Regions from separate parts of the Homo sapiens genome. Here region 1 is linked to region 2. A link is a loop called in an ENCODE intact Hi-C map of the cell type or tissue named here. Cell type or tissue: mammary epithelial cell. All regions are shown on one strand. Each heading gives the region's core, and the rest is flanking DNA. Links, peaks and the distances in the headings are about the cores only. Region 1 overlaps SPIN1 (spindlin 1). Region 2 overlaps SPIN1 (spindlin 1).

Region 1 (11,956 bases), core at 3,278-5,777, 50 kb before region 2:
CTCTGCCTCCCGGGTTCAGGCGATTCTCCTGCCTCAGCCTCTGGAGTAGCTGGGATTACAGCTGCCCACCACCATGCCTGGCTAATTTTTGTATTTTTAGAGGAGACCGAGTTTCACTATGTTGGCCAGGCTGGTCTTGAACTCCTGACCTCAGGTGATCGTCCACCTCGGCCTCCCAAAATGCTGGGATTACAGGCGTGAGCCACCACACCCAGCTGAGGGAAGGACTCTTATCTGGAGTTTTGCGTTCTAATATTATTCAAATAGCCACCATGTATCCTTCCCCCACTGCGACTCTTCCTTCTACTCCTGTCTTAAATTTTTAGTTTATTAACAAGTTCAACTTGAAATTTTAATGAAGTGGAAAACAGCAGAAAATACTGCTAAGATAAGCTTAAATCTGATAGGAGGGTACATACTTCAGAATATCAGTAAGTTAAAATTTTCATTTCATTGAATGAATTTGTTAGGATAAATTGATTTTATGTAGTTTTAAAATTTCTTTAATCTGGCTGGGTGCAGTGGCTCAGGCAGAATTTTTTTTCTTGATCTTTGAAGTCATTCTGTAAATAGCACAGAAAGGGAGTGGAGTCATGGGATGTTTTTTAAAATTGGGAAATACTACATTATGGTTTGTGGGTTTTTTGTTTGTTTGTTTGTTTGTTTTGTGACAGTCTTGCTCTGTCACCCAGGCTGTAGTGCAGTGGTGCGATCTCGGCTCACTCTAACCTCTGCCTCCCGAGTTCAAGCAGTTCTCCTGCCTCAGCCTCCTAAGTAGCTGGGATTACAGGTATGCACCACCACACCTGGCTAATTTTTGTATTTTTAGTAGAGACCGGGTCTCGAACTCCTGGCCTCAGGTGATCTGCCCACCTCGGTCCCCCAAAGTGCTGGGATTACAGGTGTGAACCACTGTGCCCAGCCTACATCATGTATTTTTTTTTTTTTTTTAATAAAAAGCTCTTGATCTTCTTTATTTATTGTACTTTTTTGAGATGGGGTCTCACTCTGTCATCCAGGCTGGAGTGCAGTGGTGTGATCTTGGCTCACTACAACCTCTGCCTCCTGGGTTCAAGTGATTCTCCTGCCTCAGCATCTCGAGTAGCTGGGACCAAGGGCATACGCCACCATGTTCGGCTAATTTTTTGTTGTGTTTTTTGTAGAGATGGTTTTGCCATGTTGGCCAGGCTGGTCTCGAACTTTTGAGCTCAAGTGATCTGCCTACTTTGGCCTCCCAAGGTGTTGGGTTTACAGGTGTGAACCACTGCGCCTGGCCTTTACATCGTGTGTTGTATGTTGATGGGACTATGCTAGTGGTAAATGTATACAGAGAAAAAGTATGGGATTGATTAGGCAAGTGACAGGGTTGAATGTGGCTCAGAGATATTGCATCTTTTATTATGGAGACAAAGGGTACTGATCAGTTAGTCAATTTGGTGGTAAAGTGATGAGTAGTTGAGTAGTTCTCTTTGCTTCTGTTTTCCTAGCCAATAGCAAGCCTGTCTGCTGAGGCTGTGGGTAGTATTGTTGAATGCACACTTGAGATACGAGATTACAAATTTGAAGTGAAATTTTTGTATGTTTTTCATCCATGTTTAACCACTTTATGTTGTAAGCACTCTAGGAAGGGATTTGGGTTAGGGTTTTGCCATACAACAGTGACAAGAAGAGAAGGGAAGAAAATTGAGAAAAGCAATGGAATAATAATCATCGTGATGTGATTGACCATCCATGAAAATCTAAGCAGAATAATAAGGGAAGTTAGTCCCTGAGGGAGATAATGCGATATTGGAAAAACAATAAAGCTGTACATTGATACTGGTTGCATCAAATAATTGTTGGAATGGGAGTGTCAGTGTAAGAAAACTAGAATGATCAGAGATGGTTTTGAGTATGAGATACTTGAAATAAAGGTTTTGGGATTATTGCAGTTATTGTTGATAAAAAGGTCTGTGTTGAGACTGTGAGAATAGATGAAGTGTAGGGTAAGTGGTTTGAAGGTAGGGTGTGTAAGAGCCAGGCGGGAGGTTGAATGGATCATATGTGTGGATGTTGAGGATGTCAAGAATGTTGATGGGATCATGGAGGAAAAGAAGTAAAGCCAATACCATAATCTTCAACAAATGAGTGCTGATGACGGAAGATTCACAGGTAGAAAAGTAACAAAAAGGGATAGCTGTTATGACTAGTGTTATGGCATGTGCTTCTAGGGTGAGGATTGGGGTAGGAGAGATTGTGTCAGGGTGTGTGGTGACAAATGCAAACCATCTTTTTGGGGGAGCTATTGGTGGTAGGGTCATGTGGTCAAAGTAGACTGCACTTTGCTGAAGAACGACTTTACCTTCTGGAGAGGTTTGGGCAGGCTGGGGGAAGAGAGTAATAGGGGCCCATTAGATAGGTCTGAGTGGGAAGAGAGTTTAATGAGGGAAAAGAGGGATATGAGATTTGATGTGGCAGCTGGATAGGCTCTCAGGGAAAGGTGAGTAAGCAACCAGTTGTCCTGATAGCCTTCATCTTAGGCCTAGTCTCTCTACATCATTGAGTGGTGAAACAGACCTGCTGTATCTCTAGGAACTAAATTTGGTTTAAAAGATGACACTGCTTCTGGCAGGGTGCAGTGGCTCACGTCTGTAATCCCAGCACTTTGGGAGGCCGAGGCAGGTGGATCACAAGGTCAGGAGATTGAGACCATCCTGACCAACATGGTGAAACCCCATCTTTACTAAAAATACAAAAATTAGCTGGGCATGGTGGCGCACACCTGTAGTTCCAGCTACTCCGGAGGCTGAGGCAGAATTGCTTGAACCCGGGAGGCAGAGGTTACAGTGAGCCAAGGTTGCGCCACTGCATTCCAGTCTGGCGACACAGCGAGACTCTGTCTCAAAAAAAAAAAAAAAAGATACACTACTTCCATAAAATGACTTTGGCATTTGCATGGGTGAGGAACTGTCTTTGAGGCTCCGCTGAAATTTCTCGACCTTTTTCTTTAGTTTCTGGAAGCTTGTGAGCAGAAAGGGAAACTCAGAGACGTGTTTGGCTATAATTCTTTCTCTTGCCCAAGACCCTGGCCTGCTGATCTTCAGCCTTGCTGTTACTCTGTCTTGAACATGATTTCCTGTGCTGCCCCCGTGCTGTCCTTCCACTCTGCCTCCCCAGTAACCTCACACCCCTGTCTCCCACCCCCATACTCTGTTTCTTTGTGTCCCATTAGACAGATGGGCCATGCTGTCTAAATCTTCTGTGAAATCCCAGCATCCACCCTTTTCTGATTTCTAGCAGCAGGATGCTTTAGGATAATAATGGGGATGTCAGACAGCAGCTGTATTGTGTTCCAGTTGATCTTGGAAGAGCTTCACTTTTGGGTCTTGCACATGTCCCAGGCTTCTTTTTTTAAAGAGTCTATCACCTCTTTTTCTCCTTTCTACTTTGTCATGTCCTAAGAACCCAGGTCTTAGGAAATAAAGTTAATTGCTTTGGGACAAAATGCACTTTAGCTAATACTTTTGCTTAAAATTTTATGTTTAATGGCTCACTAGGCATAATTTTGCTCTCTTGATGCTCTAGTAATGAACTGTTTCACTATTTTACAGAGTGCTTGTGATTTCACGTATTTTTGCTGAACTCGTAAAAGAGACACTTGGATGGTGGATTAACCAGAACACTAACATTCTGTGAAAAGTTTCAAATTGGAGAATATTGAATTTTCACCCTAGTCCAGCAGCTCCGCTGCTCACTTAAATACAGATGAATGAAGACCCCATTCGGAAAGACACCTGGCCAGCGGTCCAGAGCTGATGCAGGTAGGCATTGCGGTTCTACACATATTTAAATATATACTTTAATATAATTCATTTCAAACAAGTGTAAAATTGGGTACTTTCACATAATAGCTAGTGAAAAACTTTGTCATTTCTAGTATGTTATACACATATGCATATATTAAGAAGCAGATTTAAGTTTCTTGAAAGGGAAGTAGTCACATGAAATTTCTGTATAATCCTTTAGCAGGTTATAAATGTCTAGTAAATTTAGCAAGTGAATTGTAAATATCTGTTAATAGGATTATAGTAAAAGGAGTTTTTTCCGGAAGAGTTAAAGTGAGGTGACATGAGTTGGATTTAGTGAGATTTAGTGTACTGAGAGCAACTTTTAGGAAGAAAGATAAACTTGGAATTTCTTGTGTTTACTTGAAAGAAGTTTACTGGTGTGGAAATTTTAATAAAAATTACATTCATTCTTATTTTTGTGGCACATAGCTAGTATAACTTGAATAGAAGTTAGTCTTTGCCTGATTTTTAGCGTGCCTGCCCCAATAAAGATAAACAAAATCTTATAGAATACCCTATAAAATAGGTAAGTCATACTTTCTTTGGGACTTGAAAAGCATTCTTCTCCATTTCAGACATATATCTGAATGTTGAAAAAGAACATTTTAGGGTTCTTTGACAAATGAATCAGAATTATTCTATAAAAATTATTAATAGTACAAACTTAAGTGATTTAGAACAATTTCTTCTATTTATTTACTGTAGTATTTGGAGTTCTGTTGTAGAAAAACCACAAGAATTAAGATTTCTAAGTACCCTTTATCTTTATTTTAGCTTCTCTTTTATAAAGATAATACTCATTTAAATATTTAATATTTGTCAGTCAGATTAATTTGGGTTGGTGATGACTGAAGTTTAAGGTATATGAGAGCTTACTCAGAATCCTAGCCGTTATTAGCTGTATAAAGATGGGCACATTTCTTAGTCCTCTTGAGCCTTAGTTTTTCTCATCTAAAAAAACGGGACTTTTTTTTTCTTTTTCTCTCTTTTTTTTCTTTTTTTTTTGAGACGGAGTCTCGCTCTGTCACCCAGGCGATCTTGGCTCCAGGTGATCTGCAGCCTCTGCCTCCTGGGTTCAAGCGGTTCTCCTGCCTTGGTCTCCCCAGTAGCTGGGATTACAGGCATGAGCCACCCTGCCCGGCCAGTTTTTTTGTATTTTTAGTAGAGATGGGGTTTTGCCATGTTGGCCAGGCCGGTCTTGAACTCCTGACCTCAAGTGATCCTCCCGCGTCAGCCTCCCAAAGTGCTGGGATTACAGGTGTGAGCCACTGCGCCTGGCCAAAAAATGGGACTATTAATGTACCTATTGGGGTTAAGGACTAAATGAGATGTGAGTCAAATGTTTAGGTAGTTGCCTGGCACTTTTAATAGTGTTATTATTGATCATAATGTTTAGAATAAGATATTTTTATTTCTTCTCATTAATTGAAAAAATTGCTGCCAGGTGTTTATTGACTGGTGAAACCTCCCAGGTCTCTGTCATTTGAAATAGTAATTCCTTTTCTAAAGTTCATATATGTACAGCATACAGCATTCCAAATTCAACATGCATTCTTCTTTTAAATTTCTATTTTTATTTTAGATTCAGAGGTACGTGTTCAGGTTTGTTACAAGGGTATATTGTATGGTGCTGAGGTTTGGGTTTCTATTGATGCTGTCACCCAGATAGTGAACATACTAGTTCCAGCAGGAAGTTTTTCAGCCCTTGCTGCGTCCCTCCTTCCCTTTAGAGTCCCCGGTGTTGATAGTTTCCATATTTATGTCCACATGAACCCAAGATTTAGCTCCAACTTATGAGTGAGAATATGCAATATTTGGTTTTCTCTTTCTGCATTAGTTCACTTAGGATAATGGCCTCTAGCTGCATCCTTGTTGCTGCAAAGGACTTGATTTCATTCTTTTTCATGGCTGTGAACATTGCTATTTTCTTTATCGATTTTGAAATCATCTTGTGAGGAACCTAGCAGGCTGAGTAAAGTGATGTGTAATATGGTATAAGTAACTGAAGGAACTAAACCAAAAGATTTTATTTTTTTTAAAGGGTGAGATTGTTAATCCTAACAAGTACTTTGATCTTACATTTTCTTATTCTTTGATTTTTTTATGGCATATGGCATAGGCTTAAAGACAAAATAGGTTCTATGTAAATCCTAGTTGGCGTGTGAGATATTTTAGCATAAGAGTCCGTGAGGTTATTTTTTAATGTTGTGTAAGAAGATACAAGAAAAACAAACCAAAGTGTTTTTTCTTGCCTATTCTCTCTTTCTTTTTTAAAGAGACAGAGTTCCTCTCTCTCACATAGGCTGGAGTGTGGTAGTATGATTATAGTTCACTGCAGCCTTGAACTCCTGAGCTTAGGTGGTTTCTGCATCAGCCTCCCGACTAGCTGGGACCACAGGTGTGTGCCATCAAGCCTGGCTAATTTTTTTGTAGAGACAGGGTTTCGCAGTGTTGCCCAGGCTGGTCTTCAACTCCTGAGCTGAAGCGGTCCTCCTGCCTCAGCCTCCCATAGTGTTGGGATTACACTTAATGAGCCAGTGTGCCTGGCCTCCACCTATTCTCTTATGTAATTCAATACAACACAGCACCTCTGGTCACCCAAATGTGGGAAGGGGAGGAGTTGCTTCCCACCAGCAATCAAGCAGTTCTGCAGCAGACATCATTTCACTTCAGTCCAATTCTGATACTGTCCACCTAGAGACAGCATCAAATCTCATAGGTTGAGGGCTCAGTCCCATAAGACCGCTGCTTGCTTCTGATGCCAGTTCAGATGCATATCTGGGCCTCTGGAACTTCTGGTCTGAACAGCCATAAATTGGAGTTTCCACAGCCCTGTCCCTGGGCTCAATTAGTTTGCTAGAGCAACTCACAAAACTCAGTGAAACACTTAACTTTTACCAGTTTATTATAAAGGGTATTACAAAGGATACAGATGAACAGCCAGATGGAAGAAGGAGAGATGCATAGGGCAAGGCATGCAGGAAGGGGCATTGGTGCATCTACCCCCCTCCAGGAACCTTCAGATAGTGTTGCGCTATCTGGAAGCTCTTCTAAACTCTGTCTTTTGTGGTTTTTATGGAAGCTTCATTGTGTAGGCATGATTGATTACATCAGTGGCCATTGATGATCAGCTCAACCTTCAGCCCCTGTCCCGTAACAGTGGGTGGTTGAAAGTCCTGATCCTTTAGTCATGCCTTGGTCCTACTAGAGACCAGTCCCCATCCTGAAGCTGTCTCTGGTTATCCCATTAGCATACAGAAGACACTTACCACTCCAGAGTTTCCAAGGGTATTGGAAGCTGTAAGTCAAGAGGAGGAGGAAGGCCAAATATATATATTTCACAGTATTACAGAAGTATAGCCTATTTTGGAAAGATTGCTGACCCCAGGATCAGTATTGTTTATAAAATAGAGTCTTAATCATTCTTCCTGTTAGCATAGACAAATGCTCTGCTGCTTCTAAGTCCCTGTATCAGTAACCAATGTGTCTATTTGCAAATGAAAGAAAAATCACCAAAAAAGGGTTTTGTCTCAGGCAGCAAGAAGCCCAGGTAGGCATTTCAGAGTTGGTTAGGTAGTTCAGCTATGCCCTCAGGCAGGTGTCATCTCAAAGGCTTCTTCACTCACATGGGCTGATAGGACTTAAATAGCCTGGAGCTTTAGCCACCCGGCCTCCTGGGCATCTCTTTTCTTATGGGGACCTTTACATGGAGGCTTCCAGATAGTATCCCTAAGAGAAACTGTCACAGCTGTGTGGCCTTTATCTAGCCTTGGAACTTATACAGGTTCACTTCTACTGCATTCTATTCATTGAGGCAGTCACAGAGGCTCACCAAGTTTCCAGGGAGGGAGCATAGACACTATACTTGATGGGAGAAGTAGCAAAGAATTTGTGGCTATGTTTTAAAACTGCTACAGTGGTAAATAGATTGGGTAGGCAACTTCCAACATCTGCCATGACCCCCAGTACCTGTCTTTAACATAGAGGGTGAATGATTGAGGAAATATTTGAAAGTAATAATTTTATATTTTCTTTATCTCATTCACATATCAGGAATTTCTGTTTTGAAAATAACTTACGTTTATCTGTGATTATGTTGAAATTTAACTGGTTGCTAAGTAGCAGTTTATGCCTAATGACATTGGGTAACAAGTACTATTAGGGTATATGGTAAAATTTTTTTTCACGTTTTCCCCTGGTGTTAGCCTCCATTTTTAGTATTTTAGCAAAGGTTGCAGTATTTTCCTTTTATGATATATTTTTTCTTTTTTTTTTTTTTTTGAGATGGAGTTTTGCTCTTGTTGCCCAGGCTGGAGTGCAATGGCACGATCTTGGCTTACTGCAACCTCTGCCTCCCAGGTTCAAGTGATTCTGCTGCCTCAGCCTCCCAAGTGGCTGGGATTACAGGCATGCACCACCACACTCGGCTAACTTTTTTGCATTTTTAGTAGAGACGGGGTTTTTCCATGTTGGTCAGGCTGATCTTGAACTCCTGACCTCAGGTGATCTGCCCGCCTCGGCCTCCCAGAGTGCTGGGATTATAGGCGTGAGCCACCATGCCCGGCCCTTTTTATGATATATTTTAATCATATTGATGGTACAAGGAATGTTAGTCATAGATGCTCATGTACCTACTACTCAAATTTAACAAATATTTCTCTCTCTCTCTCTCTTTTTTTTTTTTTGAGATGGAGTCTCAAGAGCTCTGTCGGCCTGGGCTGGAATGCAGTGGCATGATCTCGGCTCATTGCAACCTCCGCCTCCTGGGTTCAAGTGATTCTCCTGCCTTAGTCTCCCTAGTAGCTGGGATTACAGGCATCCGCCACCACGCCCGGCCAATTTTGTATTTTTAGTAGAGACGGGGTTTCTCCATGTTGGTCAGGCTGGTCTTGAACTCCCGACCTCAGGTGATCCACCCGCCTCGGCCTCCCAGAGTGCTGGGATTACAGAAGTAGGCCACTGTGCCCAGCTTTGAATGGCATTTTTATTTCTCATTCTTTGTGTGTGTCCAGTGGGTTTTATTCCCCATTCTTTGGAAACTTTTAGAATTGGCTTTTTATGTCTTCTGAAACTTTTATGATAATGCCTGTTAGTGTATATCTTTTTCATTTATTGTTCTAGGCTTTCAATCTTCAGATTAATCCTTTAGGTCAGGTACAGTGGCTCATAAACTATAATCCCAGCGCTTTGGGAAGCTGAGGTAGGAGGATCATTTGAGGCCAGGAGTGTGAGACTGCCTGGGCAACATGGTGAGACCCCTTCTCTACAAAAAATTAGCTGGGTGTGATGGTGTGTACCTGTAGTTTTAGCTACTCAGGAACCTGAGGTGGGAGGATCACTTTGAGCTCAGGTGTTGCTGCTGTGAGCTGTGATTGTGTCACTGCATTCCTGCCTGGGTGACAGACTGTCCAGAAAAAAAAATAGATTTATTCTGTAACAGTGTGGAATATTATGTTTCTTCTTTAACTGTCTCCTGTTTTTCTTCTTCTCTCTGAAATGCATGCTACTTGGATGTTTGGCCTCTTAGATTGATCTCCATCACCCTCCCCTGTGCCCGTCCCGCCCCCCCCACCCCCAGTTTTTTTTTTTTGAGACAGAGTCTTGCTCTGTTGCCCAGGCTAAGTGCAATGGCATGATCTCAGCTCACTGCAACCTCCACCTCCCGGGCTCAAGCAATTGTCCTGTCTCAGCCTCCCAAGTAGTGGAATTACAGGCATGCGCTACTGCCCTGGCTAATTTTTGTATTTTTAGTAGAGACAGGGTTTCACCATGTTGCCCAGGCTGGTCTCGAACTCCTGACCTCAGGTGATCCATCCACTTCTGCCTCCCAAAGTGCTGGGATTACAGGTGTGAGCCACCCTGGCTCCTTTTTTTTTTTTTCTTTGAGACAGAGTCTTGCTCTGTCACCCAGGCTGGAGTGCAGTGGCGCGATCTCGGCTCACTGTAACCTCTGCTTCCCCTGTTAAGCTGTTCTCCTGCCTCAGCCTCTGGAGTAACTGGGATTACAGGCGCATGCCACCATGCCCAGCTAATTTTTTCTTTTTTCTTTCAGTAGAGATGGGGTTTCACCATGTTGGCCAGGCTGGTCTCGAACTCCTGATCTTGTGATCTGCCTGCCTTGACCTTCCAAAGTGTTGGGATTGCAGGCATGAGCCACTGCGCCTGGCCCATTTTCCCATTCTCTGGGGGAGCTTATTTACTTTATATTTTCCCACGTTTTCTGTTTTGTTTTTTGTTTTTTTTAATTTCAGTCAGCAACTTAATTTCTAAGTGCCTTCCCTCTTCCTCCCCCATTTTCTTTTACACAGGCTGGTTTCAAACTATTGGGCTCAAGAGATCCTCCCACCTCAGCCTTTCAGGTAGCTGGGAATACAGGCACATGTACCACTGCATCCAGCTTTTTTATTCTCATACTTGTTTATTTCATAGATACAAGTAGCTTATGTTTCTGGGGATATAAATTACTTTTTGTTTGTTTTGAGATAGGGTCTCGCCGTGTCACCCAGTCTGGAGCACAGTAGCATGATCTTGGCTCACTGCAGCCTCAAACTCCCAGGCTCAAGAGATCCTCCCACCTCAGCCTCCTGAGTAGCTGGGACTACAGGCGTGAGTGCCACCACGCCCTGCTAATTTTTGTATTTTTTTGTAGAGATGGGGTTTCGCCATGTTGCCCAGGCTGGTCTTGAACTCATGAGCTCAAGTGATCCACTGGCCTTGGTCTCCCTAAGTGCTGGGACTACAGTCATGCACCAGTGTACCTGCTTATAAATTGCTTTTTAAATAGCCTTTCTAGTGTTAGCCTTGTTGCTGACGAGTTTCTTTGTGTCTCTGCTATTAGTCTCTGTTTCATTTGGAGGCTTTCCTTGAGTCTCTTGATCCTAGCATGATCCTCTAGGAAGACATCAAGATGATGGCAAGCTGTCTGTGAGGAAATGGCTCTTGTTGCCTGGACTTCTCCTGCCTTATTGGGGAGTCTGTGAAATGTTTTCTTTGGAGATGGATTGTCAGGTGTCCTCCATAGATGATGATCACTCATCTCTCATATTTTCTTATTTCTCTTTTAAGTTTACATAGTCATATTTCCTTACCTGCTGCATCCCCAGACAAGACTGTCTGTCATACCAAGCTGAGCTTATAAAATCTGCAGAGCAACAAGGAGAGTATCACCTTGGTGGACTCTCAGTGAAATTTTCAAAGAAAGAAAGATACGGTAAGTCCTCACTTAATGTCATCCATAAGTTCTTGGAAACTGTGACTTCAAGGAAAACAAAACCAGTTTTTTGTTTTTTTTTTTCTCATCAACGTTATAAGGAAACAACTTTGAACATTGAACTGACAGCGTTTGAGGACCTCCTTTACGCTGTGTAAAGTCTCAGTTTCCAAGAACCTATCGATAGTTAAGTGAGAACTCAAGGGGAGGAGTGAGTCATAGGGTTGGAAGTCAGGAAGTATGATGTAGATGAGGATTGGTTTAGAATTTCTAATCCAAATGAGCTGCTGGATCAGACATTGGTCTTTATCATTGGAGCATCTGAGTCTACACAAAGTTCACTTAAAATAGTTGGTCTTACTTTGGAACATGTGCCTGAGTAAGCCTCTGTGAGACAGTTTTGGTTGTATTTTGTTTCTCTTGCATATTATGGTTTAGTATAGTTTAACTGTTTTAGAGTCAAATAGAATAGTTTATTTTATAATTTATAAAATTATTTTACAAATTATAAAATAGTTTATTTTATAAATTATAAAATAGTTTATTTTATAAATTATAAAATAGTTTATTTTATAAATTCATTTTATAAATTAGTTTATTTTATAAATTACGGTTTTCTTCAACAAATAGATATAATAAAGCTATATATTAAAGAAACTTCTGTTTTCCACTGGAAAGTCAGTGATGGGTGATATAACTCCCCATTTGGTGACAAACTGATAACAGTATCCAGTTAATGTGTACCCATTAACTTTTCTTTTTCTGCTTAACAATGTGGGTTAAGCAGTATGTAGAGCTCTAGCAGTATGTAGAGCTCTTCCTCATTGTTTTTTTACAGATGAATAGTACTCCATTGTGTGGCTGTACCATATTCATTTGGTATCCATTATTACTGGACGTGTGAGTTGTTTCTACTCTT
Region 2 (11,956 bases), core at 3,712-6,211:
CGCAAAGTGCTGGGATTAAAGGCGTGAGCCACTGCGTCCGGCTCCACATTTCTTTTATTAAATTTACTTCTAAGGATTTTATTCTTTTTGATGCCATTGTGCATATGAATTGAATTGTTTTCTTAATTTCACTTTTGGATAAGCTTGTTCCTTTAAAAACTACTCAGTGGCCTTTCTTCAAACACATGAATCTCTGGCCTTGGACAGATGTAACTGGTAGGCCCTCTCCATACATTAGCCATGCGTCAGTCATCTTTATTTCTTTTTTTAAAAAAATTCTTCCTATGAATAAGTTAGTTAACATACTAATTTCCTCATCTGGCCTTGAATTTCTACTTCTTCAATACATATTTTTAAAATTTTTGGGCTGGGCATGGTGGCTCACGCCTGTAATCCCAGCACTTTGGGAGGCCGAGGCGGGCGGATCACCTGAGGTCAGGAGTTCGAGGTCAGCCTGGTCAATATGGTGAAACCCCGTCTCTACTAAAAATAAAAAAATTAGCCAAGTGTGGTGGAGGGCGCCTGTAGTCCCAGCTACTCGGGAGGCTGAAGCAGAAGAATCACTTGAACCCGGGAGGCAGAAGTTGCAGCGAGTCGAGATTGCACCACTGCACTCCAGCCTGGGCGAGAAGAGCAAGACTCCGTCTCAAAAAGAAAAAAAAAATTGTGTACATTTGTTATAAAGGGGTAATGCAACTTACATACTCAGGAATTTGTCATGAGAACATTTCTTTAAAAAGCATTTCTCCAACCTGTATGAGGTGACTTGAACATTTTTTTATAGATAAATAGAGCAAGTCCTGTTAACCTAATCATAGGAAATGCAAGGGCGTCTGCAATTCTGCATCGCTTTTCCTAGCCATTTTTTGATCTTCCCTCTCCTTTAATTCTCCAAACTTGTGTGTGTGTGTGTGTGCACGCGCTATGGAAGCTTATTACCTTTAGAAACAGTGGTGATGCTCTGATCTAATGATTTCTGAAAGGGTCCTGGTCGCGTACCCGCTCTGATGGTAAAACAGGCCTCTACATGACTCCCTTGGTTAGCTGAGTTACTATAAAATTCACGTGCGATTGTGTATTTGTAATTCTTTTGTAAACGTGCCACAAAAATATGGCAGTATGATGATACTGCTTAAGGGAAGAGAATTTTTAAAGAAAAGAGTTCAGCTTATATTTCTTTATTTCTTTTAAAAGAATTGATTATGCTCAGATGTTTTATTTTTATTTCTTGTGACTCTTAGTACCAGAGATCACAGTAGCAGTTTTTGGATTGTCATTCAGTGAGAGAATTTATTGTAACCGAAGAGGCAGACTACTATTAATACATGTACATTATATGGTCTACACCAGGATACCTGTGAGAGTAAAATGACATTACTACCAATTGTGCCAGGATAACATGGACTGTCTTATGTAGCTGGATCCTCTGGTTGCCCTACCTGAAGGCCACCTGCTACTACGAGGAAAAGAGCTTCGAGTTTTTCAGAACCCATGCAGAGTTTCTTAAAATAGAATTATAATTGCCTAGCAAACCCCCTCTCTTTTTTTTCTTTTACTTTGTTTTTTTGTTGTTGGTGGTGATGGTTTGCTGTTTCTGTGTGTTTTCTTAGAGGCTAGAGGCAGTACATTAATCTTGGGGACCTTTTAAACAGTACAGATGCCTGTGCCATCCTCAGAGATTCCCTTGTAGTTGTCCTGGGCTGAAGTTCATTCAGCACCAATTTTTAAAGCATGGAAAGCTTAAATTTTGGAACTGAGTTAGGAAGATGATGTGAAATGCAGTGAAGTTGAGGGGGAAGAAGCTTTAAGGATTCACAGAGTAAAACCAATGGTACTTAGGCATTTTAAATGTGTGCCATATTCTCAGTAATCCCTGTAGGAATTGTCTGCTTTCAAATTATATTTCAAAGCCACTCAAACTTATTTTCATTTAAGTGCAGCTACAGATTAAACATGGGCCAAAGAAATTTTTGGTTATGATTTTCAAAATTGTTCATATATCTAGATGGAGGTCGGCAAACTATGAAAAAAAGTTTTATTATTGGAACACAGCCACATCTGTTTATATACATATCATCAGTGGCTGCTTTTGTGCTACAGTGGCAGAGTTCAGCAGTTGGGACAGAGACCATATGACCCTAAGCCTGAAATATTTACTGTCTTGTCTTTTACGAAAACGTTTGCTGACTCCTGGTCTAGATAATCATGAATTCAGGCTATTAAAATTTTTTTTAAGTTATGAAAATAAATATGTGAGTTGATTTATATCTAAAAATTGACTTAGAAATTTTCTCTCTCTCTCTTTTTTTTTTTTTTTTTTTTTTTAATATAGATGATTCACCTCCAGCAGAAAGGGAACCAGGAGAAGTTGTGGACAGCCTGGTAGGCAAACAAGTGGAATATGCCAAAGAAGATGGCTCGAAAAGGACTGGCATGGTCATTCATCAAGTAGAAGCCAAGCCCTCCGTCTATTTCATCAAGTTTGATGATGATTTCCATATTTATGTCTACGATTTGGTGAAAACATCCTAGATGTCATCACAAACTCTGCCAAATTTGTGGAACTATGAAATGTATTATTTGTAGACATAAAGACTTGATTGCTTTCCAGTTTAATGAAAGCTTAAATGTCCCTGCGAACCCACAATCTCTGCCAGCAGAACTGGTTTTGTTCTGAATAGTACAGATTGATGTGAACACAAAGCATTTTGTGTAAGGAGAACCCCTTTCTTTTAAAAGAAGTCTGTCTATTTCGAGGGGAGTTACAGGCAAGTTTGGTAAAAGTTAAGCTAGTATCATAGTCATTTAAAATTGTAATAGATCTTAACCATTTTCCCCCTCACCCTAACTCTCTTATTCTGCCGCCACAATGCAAGCATAGTTTGATGTTTTCGTTATTGCCTTTTTTGAGATGTATGTATCTGTATCTACCTATATCTATATGTGTGTATACATATATAATATATACACACAGATACAAGTGTACACACACACACCACACACCACACACACCCCACTGGCAGTCTTTGTGGATTAGGATGGGGGTGACATAATTTTCTTGAGTTTAACAGGAGTGCTTTACCCAAGTCAGTCATGGATATGATATCACTGCTCTTTATTTAAAAGTAAACTTTGGGCACAGGAACCATATGGGAACATTCAGCTTGTTTAAAAAAAAAAAATCAGAAGTTCAGAGCACCTTTTCAATCTGGAGCCCTTAAACCATAAGTCCAAATATGAATTATTTGTGAACAGTTAATGACCCATATTAGAATTTTACAATCTGGTGAACAATCTGGGTAAAAGGCTACCTTTAATTCTAAGCTTCATTTTTTTTTGGGGGGGGGTTACATTTTAATCATAAATTCTTTTTTGCAAAGCCCAGGTTCTTGTTCCACACAGTGTAATGTAGGTGTATTTTGGACAGCACATATGGTCCATTGTGTACAAGTCAGTAATCTGGATTTCAGTACATGGATTTAAAAGGCAACAATCCATCACTGGTTTGTGTGTTTTTGGTTAAGTTTCTGGAAGAATACAATGCTTTTATATTGGAAGTATAAGTTTTGAGTGGCATTGTTGCCTTCTAACAAGCTCTCTGGGACTTTTAAAGTTTTATTACTATTATTGCTAATGTATGATTATGGTCAGAGACTTTCAACCCACCCCTTCCTGCCTACCCCTGGCTTTTCCTCACAAAGAATGTCTAGACAAACAGCAGCTTAGTCTCCTGACACCTCTTGTGGGGTGCATGTTCCTGCTCCAGGTATGCTGTTCATGTGGATTCATTCCATTCAGTGGCCCCTTGGGGTTTGCATGCCAGTGAAGCGTTACCATAGAAGAGCCAGCCGTTTGTGTTCGCTTGGTAGGTGTAAGTAATAGCAGCCCTTAGCCACGGAGTCTTTATGTGGTTTATTCCTGCAAGGTTGTTTTAAACTGAAATAGAACTGCTAGTGTGATTGGTTGATCAGCAAAACAGCTGCTCTCATTTTGTTTTGGAGGAACCCTGGTGGTTTGACAGCCAGGAGAAAGGCCATATGTGAAACCAGTCTCTTGTGGAGATTGGAAATCCTCCCTGATATTTGGGCAGAGCCTAAACGTGCATGCTTGTCACTCAAACACCAGAAGTTTGAATCAGAGGTCTGAGTGACCTCTTTTGTGGCTGTTCTTGATGGTTTCCAGGCCTCGTTATGCATGGTTTGCTTGATGCCCATTTTTTGTGCCTTGTGCTGTTGGATGGTAACGACCACTCACCATGTAAACACAGTACCTCAGTTTTCTGTCCACAGCTGCAGTCGCTCTGTCCCTCGTGCTTCACTGTGGGCAGCCAGGGACAAGCTTCTGAAAGCAGTGTGATACCCAAGTCATAGGTGCTTCTCGTATGTGAACAGGTGTCATTCTACAGATCTGTTATGTGTTTTCCTGTTGACTCTTAAGAGTCCCTGCATGTAAATCTCAAAGCTGAGCCTGGCTCCCAGAGTCCAGACTGACATTACAGCGCAAGAGTTTGCAAGTGTGTCCAGCATGCACCAACTGTGCAGAACTTGGCTCGGTAACTTTGCGTGGAAAAATAAAGTACATTTTGAAGTATCTTGAGGGTTGGGTCAATTGAGACATTTCTAGCATTACTTAATGACTTGCATTGTGGTTTTTCTGCAAGCAACTTTAATGACTTTTTTTATACCACATGGTCTCCCAGTTTCTAGATGAATGCAACATGATGATGGTGATGATGACGATGAGTTTAATCATTGTTCATTTATTGCCTTTAGGGCTGAGGGAAAGGGAAGGTTTGTTTTTTTTTCTCCCCATTTTCCCCCATTCTGTCTTTCTTTTGGTGACTTACACCACATGTAATGACGCTATGACTAATTCTGCTCCCAAGCCCTTGTATCTTGGGCTTCATTTTAGGCTCATGTGTCAGATCTGCATGCATTGCTTGCATTTTTCTGGTATCTGAATGTTGGTTCCTTGTTCCAGGAATTCAACATTAATTTCCAAAAGTATCATGGGACTTGTGACAATACAAGACATGAATCTATGTATAAAATTTATCGGCCTTTCTCATTTACCTGCTCTAGTATTATTGTATTGTGTGTGCGTGCGTGTGTGATGTCAGGCTGCCACGTAAAACTTCAGAGAAAAATCTTAAAAGCAGACCATCCTTTTTTGCATGCTCTATTCTAAGTAGAATGTTCAATGTAACTGACTAAAATTGCATGTTAAAGATATTTAGGTTTTTTTGTTTTCTTTATTTTTATTTGTTTTCAGTTTCCTGTATATTTGCTTACTGTGCCGTTTTAGTGGTTTTAGGATAAAAATGCACTGGTGAAGCAAATGTAGTGCCAACAGAAGGTGATTTTCCAGTTGTAAATGTCATGCAGCATTTGAAGGGACTGTGTTTTCTTAAAAAAAAATCACAGTTACTTCTAAACCAGATTTCATTTCTTTTATTGTTTTATGTGCCAAACCACGAAGTGCATTGGGCTTCAATCTCTGAACACTGTAGACCCATTAGAAGACTGTTCCGATTGTTACAAATTGTAGTGCCTGAAAACACTCTTAAGCTGATTGTCTTAACAAAATGAAAGTTCTCCAAAGACAAAACAGAACAATTATTATAACAAAATAATTATGGTTGAAATGTCTGTGGTTCCTTGGAAATGCTGCGCTCTTTGTGTTTTTCCATCATTAGTGCAGTTGGAATGAATGTGTATAGGTCAGAGGTCTTCGTGTTCACATTTTAAAATTAGGTAAATGACCTCATCTTTCAAGCTTGAATTCATTTTTAATTTTAATTTTATTTTATACAATGTGTAGACAGTTCCCTGTTCTCTGCATTTAGAAGTATACACAATATAAATCTGTTAATTCTGTAAGTAATTTTTATAATTATGATGTAACTCTATCTTATCCTTAAAACATTTAAAATAAACCCTTTATGTGCAACTCCTGACTGTAAAGTTTGTGCTGATGAGCAACATGTGATGTGTTAAACTTGATTCTGAAAAGTTTTTTGGGCCAAGTAACCTTTTCACCACATGTAAATGTCAGATATGCATAGAAAGAAATAGAATTTTTATTTGATAACATTCAATAATACCTGAAAGAAGAGGAGGCAGTCATCAATATCACACATATATTAAATATTGAAGTTTGCAATTTGACATTGAGAAAGTTTAACTTACAAGATCTTAAACTTAAAAAAATTCTTTTAAATATAATTAAATAATGGGTATTTTATACTTTTCACAAGTATTCTTGCTTTGAATATTTCTTATAATGCTTTTACTCATAAATAATAAACAATGGGATTCTATAGTGAAAAATCACTATTTCTCAATGCTAGGATACAAAAAAATGAAAGTAATATAGGCTGGTGCAAAGTAATAGCAGTTTTGCCACTGCTTTTATGGCAAAAAATGCAATTACTTTTTCACCAACCTAATATTAACACCTATGTATGTTTTATCTTTCTTGATTATTTTAATCAGTGAGGTAAAAAGTGGAATTTATGGCATGCTTTAATAAGATTTTTTTTTTTAATGTTTCCCAGTTCATTTTGGCCTAAGGATCTCATGCTTAAGTCTGGGATATTTACCTGCCTTTGGGAGAATGGTTGATACTTGGTGAGGGATGAATGCAAACTTGGGCTTTGGGACGCTGGGCTTCTAGGTTTGTGTCAGTGCAGTGCCTGTGCTCCAAGTCCATGGAGGTTACTGAGGTGGACTGAAGGCAGGGTCTACTCCGGCTTAGGTGGAAGAAGGCTGCAGTTCAAGGAGGAAATGAGCCATTGGGAAGCACAGGTGCCTCTCTTGAGTCTGGGTTTTCTGACCTTCCTTGCTGAAGGTAGATTATTCGTTGTCTGTGTTATCTGTCATGGGTACAGCTCTGTAAATATTGCCCCAAAAGTATAACAATGCAAGTTTAGTCTGAAGTTTGAAACTTGATAACTAGTATTTGTAAACTAATGAATCAACTCTCCTATTTAAAGCAGTCATCACTCTGTTGGAGAATTTTTGTTTTTTCTCTTGGTACAATTAAACTCTGTGATGACAAAAGCATTTGGTACTAATAAAGCATTCATAAATGCTTAATAAGTACCTTGCCAAGCACTTTCCACACTATTTTGTTTAGTTCTTAATGGTCTTTTGAGGAAGAGGCAGAGATTGAGTATCTCACGCAGGATTATAGGGGAATGAAGACTCGGATCTCTATTTTGTGCCCAGACTCTGAGCTGCTTTATGAACACCTCAATTAAATTACTTCATTGGAGTGATTTGAGTAATCTATCTATAGTGTAATATTTTCTATGAATAATTTTCTGTAACCTTATTTCATAAGTTAATATCTAAAAAGTGTTTATTTCCAAATTGCCAAATAAAAGGTTTTATATTAGTCATTAGAATGTAGGCATCTGTGTCTCTGTATGCTAAGAATTATAACCCAAAATTATTTTTGTGCTTAAAAAATAAATGATGTCTCCACGATGGCACGCATATACTTATGTAACAAACCTGCACATTCTGCACATGTATCCCGGAACTTAAAAAAATTTTTTTTCCATAACTAAAAAAATAAAAATAATGATGTCTTTTTTGGAGAGAAAGTATGCTGAAGAAATTTTAATAACTTTTCATCACAAGAATATAGATACTTTATTTTAACTTTTAAATCTATTCATTTGCTTATTTATTTTGAGACTGGGTTATGAGACTGGCTAATTTTTGTATTTTTGGTAGAGACAGGGTTTCAACCATGTTGCCAAGGCTGGTCTCGAACTCCTGGGCTCAAGCCATCCACCCTTCTCAGCCTCCCAAAGTGCTGAGATTATAGGCGTGAGTCACGGCACCCAGCCAGATAACTATATTTTAAAGACACTTTGAATATATCATGAAAGTAATATCTTCATAAACCTAATTTTTTTAACCATACAGGAGACTTAAAAAGCCTAGATTTCTTTTGCTCATAACCTACAATCTTATGTTTAATTTTTATAGTAATGAGTTTGTTCTGTGTCATATACTGGTAAGTTTTAGGCAGCATGTGGAGTTGAGAGAATTCATTGAGTCTTTAAGTTACTTCTCCAGCCATTCCTAGAGTCTTCGTCTGCCCTTATGATTAGTTTTGGTAAACCAAGTAGCAGACGGTTTTTTAATAATGTCATGGCACATAAGTTTGCCTAAACATGACATTGGCATTCTTTCTGCTTAATTTTCAAGTGAGGGCCCTGGACCAAGTGGTGCGTCGGCCCCTGTCAGCTCTGAGGTGACACACAAGTGCGGGGCCTTGCTGTGCATTTGTTTTTTTACGTTGACTGTTCAGTGAGAGAGGAGGCTTACTCCTGGCTCTGCTTTTACCATCCTCTTTCTCATTATTTTCAGTGTATGCTTTCTGGAGGGAAAGTTAAGAGCTTTATATACCACACAAACTACCTAAAATCCTTAATAGGGTAAGCAGATTATACATAACTTTAAAATTGTCTGTTTCTATGTTGGAATTACTGAAGCAGATTATAATGTGAAAGGACAGAAAGCCTTTTAAAAACCTTTATGTTGGGCTGGGCGCGGTGGCTCATGCCTATTGTAATCTCAGGACTTTGGGAGGCCAAGGTGGATGGATCACAAGGTCAGGAGTTCGAGACCAGCCTGGCCAAAATTGTGAAACCCCATCTCTACTAAAAATACAAAAAAATTAGCCGGGTATGGTGGCGCACGCCTGTGATCCCAGCTACTCAGGAGGCTGAGGCAGAAGAATAGCTTGAACCCCGGAGGCAGAGGTTGCAATGAGTTGACATCGTGCCACTGCACTCCAGCCTGGACGACAGAGTCTGTACAAGACTCTGTCTCAAAAAAAAAAAAAAAAAAAAAAAAAAAACCTTGATGTTAACATAAGTAACAGTTGTTAACAACCCAGGGTTGAGTGGCAGCATTGTGAATTGTCTTCAGATACAGATCGTGAAAATAACTCTAAAGCTTTTTCCTCGAACTTGTCTTTCTGTGGCTTTGTAAAAAATTGGATAGCTGCTTTCCTTGGTCTTCCCTGCACCTGCACACCGTGTATACAAGTGTGAGCCTCTGGTCTTCTCATAGAAAAGTCTGATGACTGTTAGAGAAATGACATCAGCAGTAGGTCTTTTTCCTAAAGTCAGTCTTTATCCTGTAGTGTGTTTACTCTTTGTTTTATTTATTGGGGACCTGGTTTTAACAAAATGTTACTTCCAGTTTTTCTGTAATAACTATGGTAAAGTAGCTTTAACCACTAGATTAAAGTAGCCACTAGATTCTTAATTTAATCTAAATCTGATGGATGCTACTAAGGACAAAACTGGTCATTTTCAGAGCAGTCCTGTAGGGGAGAGCAGTGTGTCAAAGACAAGTAAGCACAGTGCAGGCCTATGCCTGGCACAGGGCTTGCCGCTGTTCTGCCGGCCTGTCATCATTGGGTGTCACTTAAGGCCTTACAATGTTTTGCTTTGTTTTTTTCTTTCTTTCTTTCTTTCTTTTTTTTTCCATAGAAGGCGTCTCACTGTGTTTCTCAGACTCATCCTAAACTTCTGGACTCAAGTGTTCCTCCCGCCTCAGCCTCCCAAAGTGCTGGGATTACAGGTGTGAGTAACCATGCCCGGCTGGCTTTATTTTTGATGTTTGAGATTACGCTTTCAGTTCCACACAGTCGATTTTGCTTGTTATATAATGTTCGTTTTTAGGAAGATTTTAGTTGTTACATTTTTTTAACAACACTAGCATCTTCCAGCGTATATAAAAATTGTAATAAGCAGTGTTAAGTTTCACATTTTCTACTTTATTGTGATTGAGAAGACTATACATCTAACTTTTATGAATAAAGTGACACATCTGTGTGTGTTTGTTTTTTCTTGAGATGGAGTCTCGCTCTGTCACCCATGCTGGAGTGCAGTGGTGTGATCTCGGCTCACTGCAGTCTCCACCTCCTCGGTTCAAGCTATTTTCCTGCTTCAGCCTCTCGAGTAGCTGGGATTACAAGTGCTTGCCATCACACCCGGCTAATTTTTGTATTTTTAATAGAAACAGGGTTTCACCATGTTGGCCAGGCTGGTCTCAAATTCCTGACCTCAGGTGATCCACCTGCCTTGGCCTCCCAAAGTGCAGTGGGCATGAGCCACTGCGCCCAGTTCGAAGGGAGAAATCTGTGTTTTAAGTTTGCTTTTGCATTGTCTTAGTGTTCATGAACACTAAATTGTCTTCTTAGTTCATTTGTGAAACATGGTGCTGGAGTTTGCAGTCTAAGCTCATGGCTAGATGAGTAGTGACTTAAACAGCAGGTCTGCTTTCAGAATGTATTCCTGCAGAGAGTTAAGCTGCATTCTTTTAAAACGGACAGTTGTGCCCAGTAAAGTTTATCTGTTGAATACTACAGAAAAGTAACCATCATTGTATTTGTTTCTACCTTTAGGCCTTAGATACGTGATGTATTTAATCAGTCTTTTTCTTTCAAATATAACCTGAAATAGTTGGTCTTTGGAAAAGTTTAAAAAGTTGATTGTGTTTCTAAAGGGAGAAATTTCCAGATGTTAAAATTCACCTTGAATTTTTGGACATTCCGGCCTGGTGCGGTGGCTCACACCTGTAATCCCAGCACTTTGGGAGTCCCAGGCGGGCGGATTACTGAGGTCAGGAGTTTGAGACCAGCCTGGCCAACATGGTGAAACCCCGTCTCTACTAAATATACAAAAAAAATAGCCAGATGTGGTGGCACACACCTGTAATCCCAGCTACTCGGGAGGCTGAGGCAGGAGAATTGCTTGAGCCCGGGAGATGGAGGTTGCAGTGAGCTGAGATCACACCACTGCACTCCAGCCTGGCCAACAGAGCAAGGCTCTGTCTCAAAAAAAAAAAAAAAAAGATTTTTTTGACATTGCATCACTAATTCAGTTTCTGGTATGGATTTATAACATTGGTCCTCACAATCTAAGTAAAGCTAGCTGCTTTATCAATTCCAACAGAATCTCATTCTCTTAATGTGTGCTCAAAAGAAATAACTATCAAGATTGCGGGAGTGATTTCTAAAGGCAAGTGGGTCATTTTATGTTCTTCCATGTGGAGCTTTGTGACGTAGCAGAGAGTGTGAGTGGTGTCAATAGTATGGCAAGAAAACTTGCATATTTTGGTCCTGAGAAAGTGAAGGTAGTAGGCTGCCTTCCTAAAGGATTAGCAATTTAAGGGACGTTCTAGACCTCTAGTCTAGAAAATGTAACTGTTGGCTGGGCGCCATGGCTGACACCTGTAATCCCACACTTTGGGAGGCCGAGGTGGGCAGATCACCTGAGGTCAAGAGTTCGAAACCAGCCTAGCCAACATGGTGAAACCCCGTCTCTACTAAAAATACAAAAATTATCTCGGTGTGGTGGCACGTACCTTTAATCCCAGCTACTCAGGAGGCGGAGGCACAAGAATTGCTTGAACCCGGGGAGGCAGAGGTTGCAGTGAGCCGAGATCACGCCACTGCACTCCAGCCTGAGCAACAGAGGGAGACCCTGTCTCAAAAATAAAACAAAAAAAGAAAATGTAACTGCAGGTGAAGGTTTAATTAAACTTCTTTAGACTGGAATTTCACATGTTTTATCTATCAACTTTTGTTAAGAGGTAGGATCTCTTTTTGTCCCAGGCTGGAGTGCAGTGGTACAGTTACAGCTTACTGTAACCTTGAACTCCTGGGCTCAAGTGATCCTCCCAAGTAGCTAGACTACAGACAGGTGCCGCCACAGCCAGCTGATTTTTCAGAGACAGGATCTCTCTATGTTGCCCATGCTGGTCTTGAACTCCTGGCCTCGAGCCATCCTCCCACCTCGGCCTCCCAAAGTGCTGGGATTTGAGGCATGAGACACCCACACTCGGTCTTCAAGTTTTTATTGTAACTTATAAGCAAGTCAGTTCCAACTTAAATTGGTTTCAATGCTATTTAGATAGTAGCTAAA

The links. Hi-C counts contacts between places; a loop is a spot of excess contacts. Peaks named below come from ENCODE experiments on the same cell type or tissue, not always from the same donor. Only the 100,000 strongest peaks of a DNase experiment are listed, where the experiment ranks them.
Region 1: a loop joins it to region 2, with 8 times the contacts of the local background. A loop is called at or near these places in 2 of 110 quality-filtered maps.

The regions. Positions count from the first base shown.
Region 1 is chr9:88,422,792-88,434,747 of GRCh38, forward strand. It overlaps SPIN1 (spindlin 1), which reads left to right. Exons shown (of 6, transcript NM_006717.3): 2 at 3,591-3,800. The coding sequence starts at 3,749. Among named protein-coding and RNA genes, the nearest start is that of SPIN1, 40 kb to the left of the region's middle. RefSeq lists an enhancer at 7,208-7,709. In mammary epithelial cell, for the core only: no CTCF peak of the experiment used is centred there; no DNase peak of the experiment used is centred there.
Region 2 is chr9:88,472,746-88,484,701 of GRCh38, forward strand. SPIN1 (spindlin 1) reads left to right here. Exons shown (of 6, transcript NM_006717.3): 6 at 2,333-5,949. The coding sequence ends at 2,532. Among named protein-coding and RNA genes, the nearest start is that of NXNL2, 56 kb to the right of the region's middle. In mammary epithelial cell, for the core only: no CTCF peak of the experiment used is centred there; a DNase peak (open chromatin) is centred at 4,776; H3K27ac peaks cover 2,294 bases.